Regions from separate parts of the Homo sapiens genome. Here region 2 is linked to region 1. The links are chromatin loops, found by intact Hi-C in ENCODE. Cell type or tissue: PC-3. All regions are shown on one strand. Region 1 has its middle 120 kb from the start of LINC02621. Region 2 overlaps ARID5B (AT-rich interaction domain 5B).

The links. Hi-C counts contacts between places; a loop is a spot of excess contacts. Peaks named below come from ENCODE experiments on the same cell type or tissue, not always from the same donor. Only the 100,000 strongest peaks of a DNase experiment are listed, where the experiment ranks them.
Region 2: a loop joins it to region 1, with 5 times the contacts of the local background. A loop is called at or near these places in 2 of 110 quality-filtered maps.

What each region holds. Positions count from the first base shown.
Region 1 is chr10:62,135,095-62,140,094 of GRCh38, forward strand. No RefSeq gene overlaps it. Among named protein-coding and RNA genes, the nearest start is that of LINC02621, 120 kb to the right of the region's middle. In PC-3, no CTCF peak of the experiment used is centred here; DNase peaks (open chromatin) are centred at 777 and 1,977; H3K27ac peaks cover 2,564 bases.
Region 2 is chr10:62,074,224-62,079,223 of GRCh38, forward strand. All of the region lies in intron 8 of ARID5B (AT-rich interaction domain 5B), which reads left to right. Among named protein-coding and RNA genes, the nearest start is that of ARID5B, 180 kb to the left of the region's middle. In PC-3, a CTCF peak has its summit at 2,750; a DNase peak (open chromatin) is centred at 2,888; H3K4me3 peaks cover 1,211 bases; H3K27ac peaks cover 2,560 bases.

The sequences.
Region 1 (5,000 bases):
GTTTTTTTCTGTTAAAATTGAGGTATTGACAAAGCCTGGTGGCTCACTCCCATAATCCCAGCACTTTGGGAGGCAATTCTTTGTGAGAGAGTTGCTTCAGCCCAGGAGTTCAAGACCAACCTGGGCAACTTAGCAAGACCCTGTCTCCAAGAAAAATTTTTTAAAATTAGCTCGGCATGATGGCACATTCCTATAGTCCCAGCTACTTAGGAGGATGAGGTGGGAGGATGGCTTGAGCCCAGGGGGGTCGAAGCTGCAGAAGCTATGGTCATACCACTGCACTCCAGCCTGAGCAACATAGTGAGACCCTGTCTCTAAAAAAAAAAAGTGTAACTTATATATCATATAGTAGATAAATCTTTTTTTTTTTTGAGATGGATTCTGGCTCTGTCGCCCAGGCTAGAGTGCAGTGGCACAATCTCAGCTCACTGCAAGCTCCACCTGCTGGGTTCACGCCATCCTCCTGCCTCAGCCTCCCTAGTAGCTGGGACTACAGGCGCGTGCCACAACGCCCGGCTAATTTTTTGTATTTTTAGTAGAGACGGGGTTTCACCGTGTTAGCCAGGATGGTCTCGATCTCCTGACCTCGTGATCCACCCACCTCGGTATCCCAAAGTGCTGGGATTACAGGCGTGAGCCACCGCGCCCGGCCATAGTAGACAAATCTTAAGTGTAAGGCTGACAAATTTTTACATGTTTCTACAAACTTGAAACACACCCAAAATATATACAATGTTTTGTCACTAGAAGTTTCCCTCAGAGTCATTTCCTAGTCATCTCCCCTGTCCCAGAGCTAGTCACTCTTCTGACTCTTACTGTCACTGATTAGTTTTTCCTGTTCTTGAACTTCAAATATGAAATGAAAGTGTAGTACTATTTTATATCTACTTCTTTCTTTCAATATAATTCTTTAATATTTATCCATGGTGTTACATGTATCCATAGTTTGTTCTTTTTTATTGATGAACGATATTCTAGAATATGGAAATTGACCACACAAGATTTATCCATTCACCTCTTGATAGACGTTGGGTGATTTCTAGGTTTAGGCCATGATGAATATGAATAAAGTGCTACAAACATTTTTTTTTTTTTAAAGAGACAGGTTCTTGCTCTGTCATCCAGGCTGGAGTGCAGTGGTATGATCATGGCTCCGTAGTCTCAGACTCCTGGGTTCAAGCCATCCTTCCACCTCAGCCTCTCAAGTAGTTAGGGCTACAGATGTGAGCCACCATGCCAGCCAATTTTTTAAATTACTTTTTTGTAGAGAGAGGTTCTCTCTTTGTTGCCCACATTGGTTGCAAACTCCTAGCCTCATGTGATTCTCCCCCCTCAGCATTTCAAAGCACTGGGATTACAGGCGTGGGCTACCATACCTCGCCTAAATATTCTTTTTTTTTTTTTTTTTTTTTTTTGAGAAGGAATCTTGCTCTGTCGCCAGGCTGGAGTGCGGTGGTGCAATCTCGGCTCACTGCAACCTCTGCCTCCTGGGTTCAAGAGAGTCACCTGCCTCAGCCTCCTGAGTAGCTGGGACTACAGGCAAGCCACCATGCCCGGCTAAGTTTTTGTTTATTTATTTATTTATTTGAGACGGAGTCTCGCTCTGTCGCCCAGGCTGGAGTGCAGTGCTGTGATCTTGGCTCACTGCAAGCTCCACCTCCCGGGTTCACGCCATTTTTCTGCCTCAGCCTCCTGAGTAGCTGGGATTGCAGGTGCCAGCCACCTGGCCTGGCTAATTTTTTTTTTTTTTTTTGTATTTTTAGTGGAGACGGGGTTTCACCGTGTTAGTCAGGATGGTCTCGATCTCCTGACCTTGTGATCTGCCCGCCTTGGCCTCCCAAATTCCTGGGATTACAGGTGTGAGCCACGGTGCCCAGCCCAAACATTCTTTTATATGACTATTTGTGGACATATTTACTTAGTTCTTTTAGGTACATGTTTAGGAGTAGAATTTCTAGTTCATCGGGTAGATGTACATTTATCTTTAGTGGTTATTACCAAATGGTTTTATTAAGTGATAATCTCCATTCCCATCAATGTTTAAACATTCTAGATGTTTCACATCCTCAACAACATATGGTGTTTCCAGTTTTTATAATATTAGTCATTCTAATGGATATACACAAGCATTTTAGTGGGTTTTTAGTTTACATTTTCTTGAAGAATAATAATGTTGAGTACTTGTCCGTATGCTTATTAGTCATTTGGATATCCTCTTTTGTAAATTATCTGTTCAAATCTTTTGCTAGTTTTTCAGTATAATTTGGGGGTCTTCTTAATATTTTTAGAAAATCTTTATATAATCTGGATTCATATATTTACTTTCTTGATGAAGTCTTTTGATAAACATAAGTTCTTAATTTTAATCAATTCCAATTTATTAACATTTTATGATTAATACTTTTTGTGTCCTATTTAAAAATTCTTTGCCTACTCCTAGATCATTAACATGAATTCACATATTTTTCTTCTAGAAAATTTTAGCTTTAGCTCTATATCCATTTTGCATCAATTTTTGCACATGGCATGAATAATGAGTAAGAAACTTTAAAATATATATGAATATGTCTTCCAGCACCATTTATTAAAAAGGCCAACCCTTCTCCACTGAATAAAGGGGTACCTTTTCTATAAATCCAATGACTATATATGAGTGGGTCTATTTATGACCTCTCTATTATGTTCTATCACTTCACATCTAGCCTTGTACCAATATCACATTGCCATAATTACTGTAACTTTATAGTAATATTCTATGCAGAGAAGGAGGGCTGGAGATTGAGTTCAGTCACATGACCAGTGATTCAATCATCCATGCCCATATAGTGAAACCCAATAAAAACTCTGGACACGGAGCTTGAGTAAGCACTTTCCATCCCATTGATATGCTGGGTAGGTGATGTGTCCTGAGGATAAGGCGCTTCCTGACCTCACCCATATGCATCTTCATTTGGTTGTTCTTGGTTTGTATCCTTTATAATACAATTGTAATCAAAAGTAAAACACTTTCATGAGTTCAGTAAGTCATTCTTTTCGTTTGTTTGTTTTTGAGATGGAGTCTTAATCTTTCACCCAGGCTGGAGTGCAGTGGCATAATCCCGGCTCGCTGCAACCTCCGCCCCCGCAGGTTCAAGCGAGTCTCCTGCCCCAGCCTCCTGAGTAGCTGGGATTACAGGCGCCTGCCACCATGCCTGGCTAATTTTTGCATTTTTAGTGGAGACAGGGGGTTTCACCACCTTGGACAGACTGTTCTTGATCTCCTGACCTCATGATCCACCTGCCTTGGCCTCCCAAAGTGCTGGGATTACAGGCGTAAGCCACCACGCCTGGCTGAGTTCTGTAAGTCATTCTAGTGAATGATCAGGCCTAAGAGGATAGTGGGAACCCCAAATCTGTAGCCATTTGATCAGAAGTGTGGGTAGCCTGGAAACTGGGAGCTTGCAGCTAGTATCTGAAGTGAGAAGAGATTTGTGGAGGACTGAGCCCTTAACCTGTTAAGTCAGCATCAGAAATACATTGCAGGTGTGGACATATTAAGGACTGTAATGTCTCTTGAATAACTTACCCCTTTATCATTATGTCATGTTCCTCTTTATCGCTGATAATATTTCTTGCTTTTATGCATGATTTTTTCTGAAATTAATAATAGCTATTCTAGATTTATTTTGATTAGTGTTAGCATGCTCTTTCTCCATTCCTTTCTTTTTAATGTATCTGTATTTTTAAATTGAAAGTAGGATTATTTTTGTCAGCATATAGTTGGCTGTTAATTTTCTTATCCACTTAGAATCTCAGTCCTCTAATTGTGTATTTGGACCAATGATATTTAAAGTGATTATTGATGTAGTTGGATTAATACATACTATATTTGCCCTTGATTAACTGATCAATCGATTGATTTTTATCTTCCATTCTTTTTCTGCCTTCTCTTTTTTTTGTTTGTTTGTTGTTGTTGTTGTTGTTTGTTTTGTTTCTTGTGACAGGGTCTTGCTCTGTCACCCAGGCTGCAGTGGAGTAGTATGCTCTTGGCTTCCTACAGCCTCTACCTCTTGGGCTAAAGTCATCCTCCCACCTCCTCTTGAGTAGCTGAGACTACCAGTAGCATAGTCATGCCAGGCTAATTTTGTTTTTCTTTTTTGTAGAGATGAGGTCTCTCTATGTTGCCCAGGCTGGTCTCGAACTCCTGGGCTCAAGTGACTCTCCCACCTCAGCCTCCAAAAGTGCTGTGATTATAGATGTAACTACCCCACCCAGCCCTGCCTTCTCTGGTTTTAATTGCACATTTTATATCATTCCATTTTCTCTCCTGTCATAGCATATTAATTATATTTCTTCAAAAAATGTTTTTAGGTTGGGCATGGTGGCTCATGACTGTAATCCCAGCACTTTGGGAGGCCGGTGTAGGCGGATCATTTGAGGTCAGGAGTTCGAGACCAGCCTGGCCAACATGGTGAAGCCCTGCCTACACTAAAAATACAAAAATTAGCCAGGCATGGTGGCGGGTGCCTGTAATCCCAGCTACTTGGGAGGCTGAGGCAGAAGAATCACTTGAACTCAGGAGGCGGAGGCTGCAGACCACTGTACTCCAGCCTGGGTGACACAGCGAGACTCTGTCTCAAAAAAAAATTTTTTATAATTGTTAATGATTGCCCTAGAGTTTGCAATATACATTTTCAACTGAAGCCAGACAATTTTCAAATAACATAGTATTACTTCACAGACAGTTCAAGTACCTTATAACAGAATATTCCCATTTTAACCACAGCTGGTTAATTTTTGTATTTTTAGTACAGACAGGGTTTCACTATGTTGGCCAGGCTGGTCTCGAACTCCTGACCTTGTGATCCGTCCGCTTTGGCCTACCAAAGTGGTGAGATTACAGGCATGAGCCACTGCGCCCAGCCCTCTTGTTCTTTTTAGTGTCACTGTTGTTCATTTCACTTATCCATAAGGGATAATCACCCACTATGCTGTTGCCATTATTATTTTGAACATACTGT
Region 2 (5,000 bases), 61 kb before region 1:
ATTTTTGAGTATTTAGAAAATCAAAATCATAAACAAATGTATTTGTTTGTGAGGGAAATTAGCAACTATTCTTCATCTTCTTGCACACATAATGCCTAATTTCAAATCCAACCTTTTGCTTTTACCATAAGCATTCCTTGGACAAGATTGTCACCCTGCATGGCTGAGGCAGCTTTCTTTGCAGGGACTTAAGGTGAGCTGTACCCAAGCCAGATGTACTTGGGCAGATACTGGGTGATAGCTGGAGCTTCTGCCTTTTTTCTCTGAAGGTATAAGGTAGAGTGTGGGAGGCTTCATGTTTTGAATAAGATAAGCATGTGCTTTAAGTTAAGGACCAAAAATATATCAGGTTCTAAGGAACCCACCTAATCATACCATGGATAAAGGCTGGGGAAGGAAAGGTGAGTTACAGTTCTGTGCACATCAAGGACATGATTCCATGTATTCTTGCTCATTTGGACACCCTTGGAGTTAATAGATACGCAATTCAGAAAGTCACAGGCCACATCTCAGAATTGTATATTTAAGAGGACCCCTAGCAACTCCCTAGACCAGTGCTACTCAAATGAGATTTTCTGACTTGTCCATGAACTGTTTTCTACTAGCCCATAACAAGCTAATAAGCACAGCAATTGCGAATAAGCATTGATACACTTACGCTGAAATTTGCCAGAATAACATTATGTCTGTTGAAGCTAATAAAAACTTGGGGCTTGTGTTTTGTATGCCTCCTTTTGAATTCCATTTTTCTAGTAATTCATTTTTATGGTTGTTTACAAAAGCATCAGTCAGCATCAGATGGGAAATTTAGAAAACTCGTCTTTCACCCAGGTCAGTGGAGAAGGTCCGCTCCTACATCTTGGCCACAAACTCAGATATTTATGGAGGCAGGTAGCAAAGATGAGTGCAGGGGCCACGGCTGGAAAGTGTGAAACTGGCACGCACAGCCCGGGCCAGAGAGCCCAAAGGGACCAGCCCACACTGTTGCTGTAGGTAGATGCCGTCTGTGCGCTTCCTGACCTTCTATGTTTTCAAGATATTTTTTTAATGTGAAATAACCTAACTTACAAACACTGGCTCCAATATTTAAAAAAATATTTTATATAAGCTAAATCAAACATGCCCAGGGGCAAAATATAGCCTACAGGATGCCAAGTTCCACAAAGACTGAAATATGCTTGACACTAGGCTCTCCAGCCTCTGATACAGCGCCCTGCAGTGGGAGGGCCTAGAGGAAGCTTCAGGGTTCCAGGCGCTCTTACTCTGCTCTACACACTCTTCCGTGTGCTGAGCAAAACACCCTCTGTGGCTTCCCATTGACCTTGCCTTGCCTTCGGAGGACGACTCGCCACATGTCTGCTCCCTTTGCTCTGATCAGCGTCCAGGAGCTTGTCAAAGCTCCTCTTTCACTTCAGGTCTTCCTGTTCCATTCAACCAAGCCTCAGAGCGTCAGTAATGGACCTTCACCAGCTCGGCTTGCTCTCATGCAGGCGCCTCCAGTTTGTGTCACTCAGAATACCCAAAGCTACTCCAGATGTGGCATGTAGTATTTCTCAGGATGCGGGCAGTGTCAGTCTATCAACACAGCCTAAGATTACATTTGGAATGGGCAAGAAGCCCTCTCCTACTGGCCTGTTGCATTTTCTTGGATAGGATAGATTTGCCATTTGATTAACTGTCTTTTTTATTTACTGCTGCCCTCAAAACCCAATCGGTGTTTTTTGGACATCTGCCATGTGCAGAGAGCACTCTCAGGGGTAATGAGAACATATAAAGCAAAGAGTTGAGAATTGGCTGGCAAACAATGAGGAGGTACCCTTGCCACCACATTCATAGCTGAGATTGCTAAAGGAACAGGATGCTGCTTCCGGTGAGCCCGGGTTCAGCCTCAGAATTCTTCTCAGTATGGCATCCCCAGGGAGCCACCACGACTCATTAGAACTGGAAGATGCCATGATCCTTGGTTTATCTAACCCATCACAAGATCTGAGTCAAAGGCCGTACACACATGGAAGAGAGTTATATCTATGTCTGTGGTGGGCATGGTGGCTCACGCCTATAATCCCAGCACTTTGGGAGGCCGAGGCGGGCAGATGACTTGAGACCCAGGAGTTCGAAACCAGCCTGGCCAACATGGTAAAACCCTGCCTCTACTAAAAAATACAACAATTAGCTGGGGCTGGTGGCACACACCTGTAATCCTGACTACTCAGATGTCTGAGGCACGAGAATCACGGGATGAATCACGGGATGGCTGAATATGGGAAGTGGAGGGTTGCAGTGAGCCGAGATCACGCCACCGCACTCCGGTCTGGGCTACAGAGCGAGACTCTGTCTCAAAAAAAAAAAAAAAAACTACATCTATAAAAACTAGTTTTATGTAATTAAAAAAAATAAGTTCAACAGGGATCAAAGAAGGAAGAGAGAAATTTCAACTGAAATGAGCAAAGTCCCCTCTGGAAAATGTGTATAAAAAGGTAGGGGCTGTCAGGAAAGTCCTAAGGCTGAATTTCCAAGTCACATACCCCAAAGGCAGGTAGTGTAGTTTATCCTCTCATGTCTATGAACTATTATCCTAAGGTGCGGTGGGTAGACTCTGCCCATCCTCATCCATGGTAAGGTTACCCAGTCAATGGACTTGCATTTCCTTTCCCAACACTGTCTTTCTCATGGCAGTCCTGACCTGTGGCCCCTATTGGGCTTACCTCTGCAACACGGCCACCCTGCCACTCTCATCTCCCTAAACCCACAGAGGGCATCCTAGCCCTATCAACAACCAGAAGCCCAGGAAACTGAAAACAAGTTGCCCAGAGTTAGGCTGACTGAGGTTGTACAGCTTCTCTTCCATCTACACTCCACCAAGCTTGTTCTTACAGGGCTCTGAGTCAGTTCAATGCAAACACCCTACACCCAGAGTAGCTTCATCTTGTCATCTGTAAAGAATTTCTCTCCAAAGGACAGTCAGGTAATTTCATACACAAGAGCCGCATAGTCTGTATCACTCAGCATGCCTAAAATGCTCTGATAACTTTCCAATGCCTGGATATTTCAAGAAACTTTTAGAAAGGAAAACAAAACTCTAGCCAGACCCTGGAGTAGAAAAACTGGTTTCTATTTTAAAAAAATAAACAACAGCCTTTGAAAAAAATCTCTATTTAAAAATTCTTAAATTTGCCTCTAAATGCAAGTTGTAATTAATAGAAGTTAGAGTTTACACTGTTGAGTGTAAAAACACCCTCAGGCACAAACTAATCAAGTGTGTATGTCATGCTGTAAACTACAGCGAGTTCTTTGTTTGACCCCCCCCAAAAAAAAAGCTTGCCAAACAGCAGTTTTTCTTTGTCGAGCTCCTTTATTGTCTCATTTTTGTTTTTATCCTACTTCCTCTGTCCCATCCTTTGAACCTAACTATAGTATTTAAGAAACCTTGCAGGTCCCATGTTTTATTGATAGTTTTCATCAAGCATGAATTTAAATTTGAGAATAGATTAGGTGTCTTAGCCCTTTTCTTTTTGATAAATAACAAAAGGTTTCTACTTGTGATTTTCTGTCCTCAGGGTTTTATCATTAAGATTAAATAACTGTACTCTCAAGCATGCCACTGCACAAACATCTTTTCAGTTATGTGAGTAACAGATGCCTTCACAAAGGAACTATTGAAAATTCAGAAAGCATGTTTCCAAAAAAGAAAAGGGAAAAAAAGTATCATATGACAGAAGAATGTAATTGTTTACCATTAAAGTATATTCTTAACTCTTCCACTGAAAACCTCTTGGAACATTTTGTTTTTGTGTAAGTTACTACAAAGTTTGACCAAAATAATAAATGTTGTGGGAGAACTGTTGAACATTTCAGAAGTTCTGGAACCAGTAGGATCTAACATGCATGGGGCTTAAATGCAATAGTTGTTTGCCTATTTTTATATTTTGACACTGGCTTCCATCATTTGTGGGGTACACATCACATTGAAAACACTGCCATGTTGGCTGGGCATAGTGGCTTACCCTGTAATCCCAGCACTTTGGGAGGCCGAGGTGGGTGGATTGCTTGTACCCAGGAGTTTGAGACCACCCTGGGCAACATGGTGATACCCTATCTCTACTAAAAATAAAAAAAATAGCCACGTGCAGTGACGCATACCTGTAGTCCCATCTATTCAGGGAGTTGAGGTGGGAAGATCATCTGAGTCCAGGAAGTTAAGGCTGCAGTAAGCCGTGATTGCATGAGACCCTGTCTCAAAACAAAACAGTATTGGGTTTATTATTCTTGAAATAATGTTCATCTGCCCTTGAAATGGATCCATACAACTCAATTCTGAAGTCATTGGGCTTTTTTCATTGAGAAGAGTCATTGCTGCAGTTGTTGCTGGCTGGCATTGTAGAGGGCTAGGCACCATGCATGGTCTGTGTTCACTGTAATAAGCATGCATTTTAATCCCTGGGACATAACATCAGCCTTCCTTAAGTCCATTCCAACTTTCTTCAATGTGGTTGTCATTTGAAAGGCATAGGAACAACATTAGTCTAGATGCTCTTACATGTGGCATGGAGACATCATAGAAAGCCCCAAAGGAGCTTTATTAGGGAGACCATGGGAAGCTTGGGCTTGGTAAGATTAAGTCCTAGAGGCTGGAATTCATGGAGGATATGATTCTCAAGTTTCTCTTACCATCCGATATTAAGTTGGGCATGATCCAACTAGTATCACTACCTTTTGAAGAGCTATGGCATGGTTATTGTAGCATATTGTAAGAGTAGTTGCCCAGTGCCCAAGCCATAGGGCTTCTTCTGATGTAGGAGGTTGACCCTTTGTGGAATGGCTACATATGTATTTTATAGGCCTGTTGCCTCTGAGAAAAGGAGAATGCTCACTCCAGTTTCTCAGGTAACTCCTTAGGAGCTAGGAATTCACTTAACCCAGGCAGGAGTGATCTTTCAGTATCTCCTCCGTGTTGGTATGTCTCCGTGTTGATACATCTGTGTATGAAGATGCACAGCCAC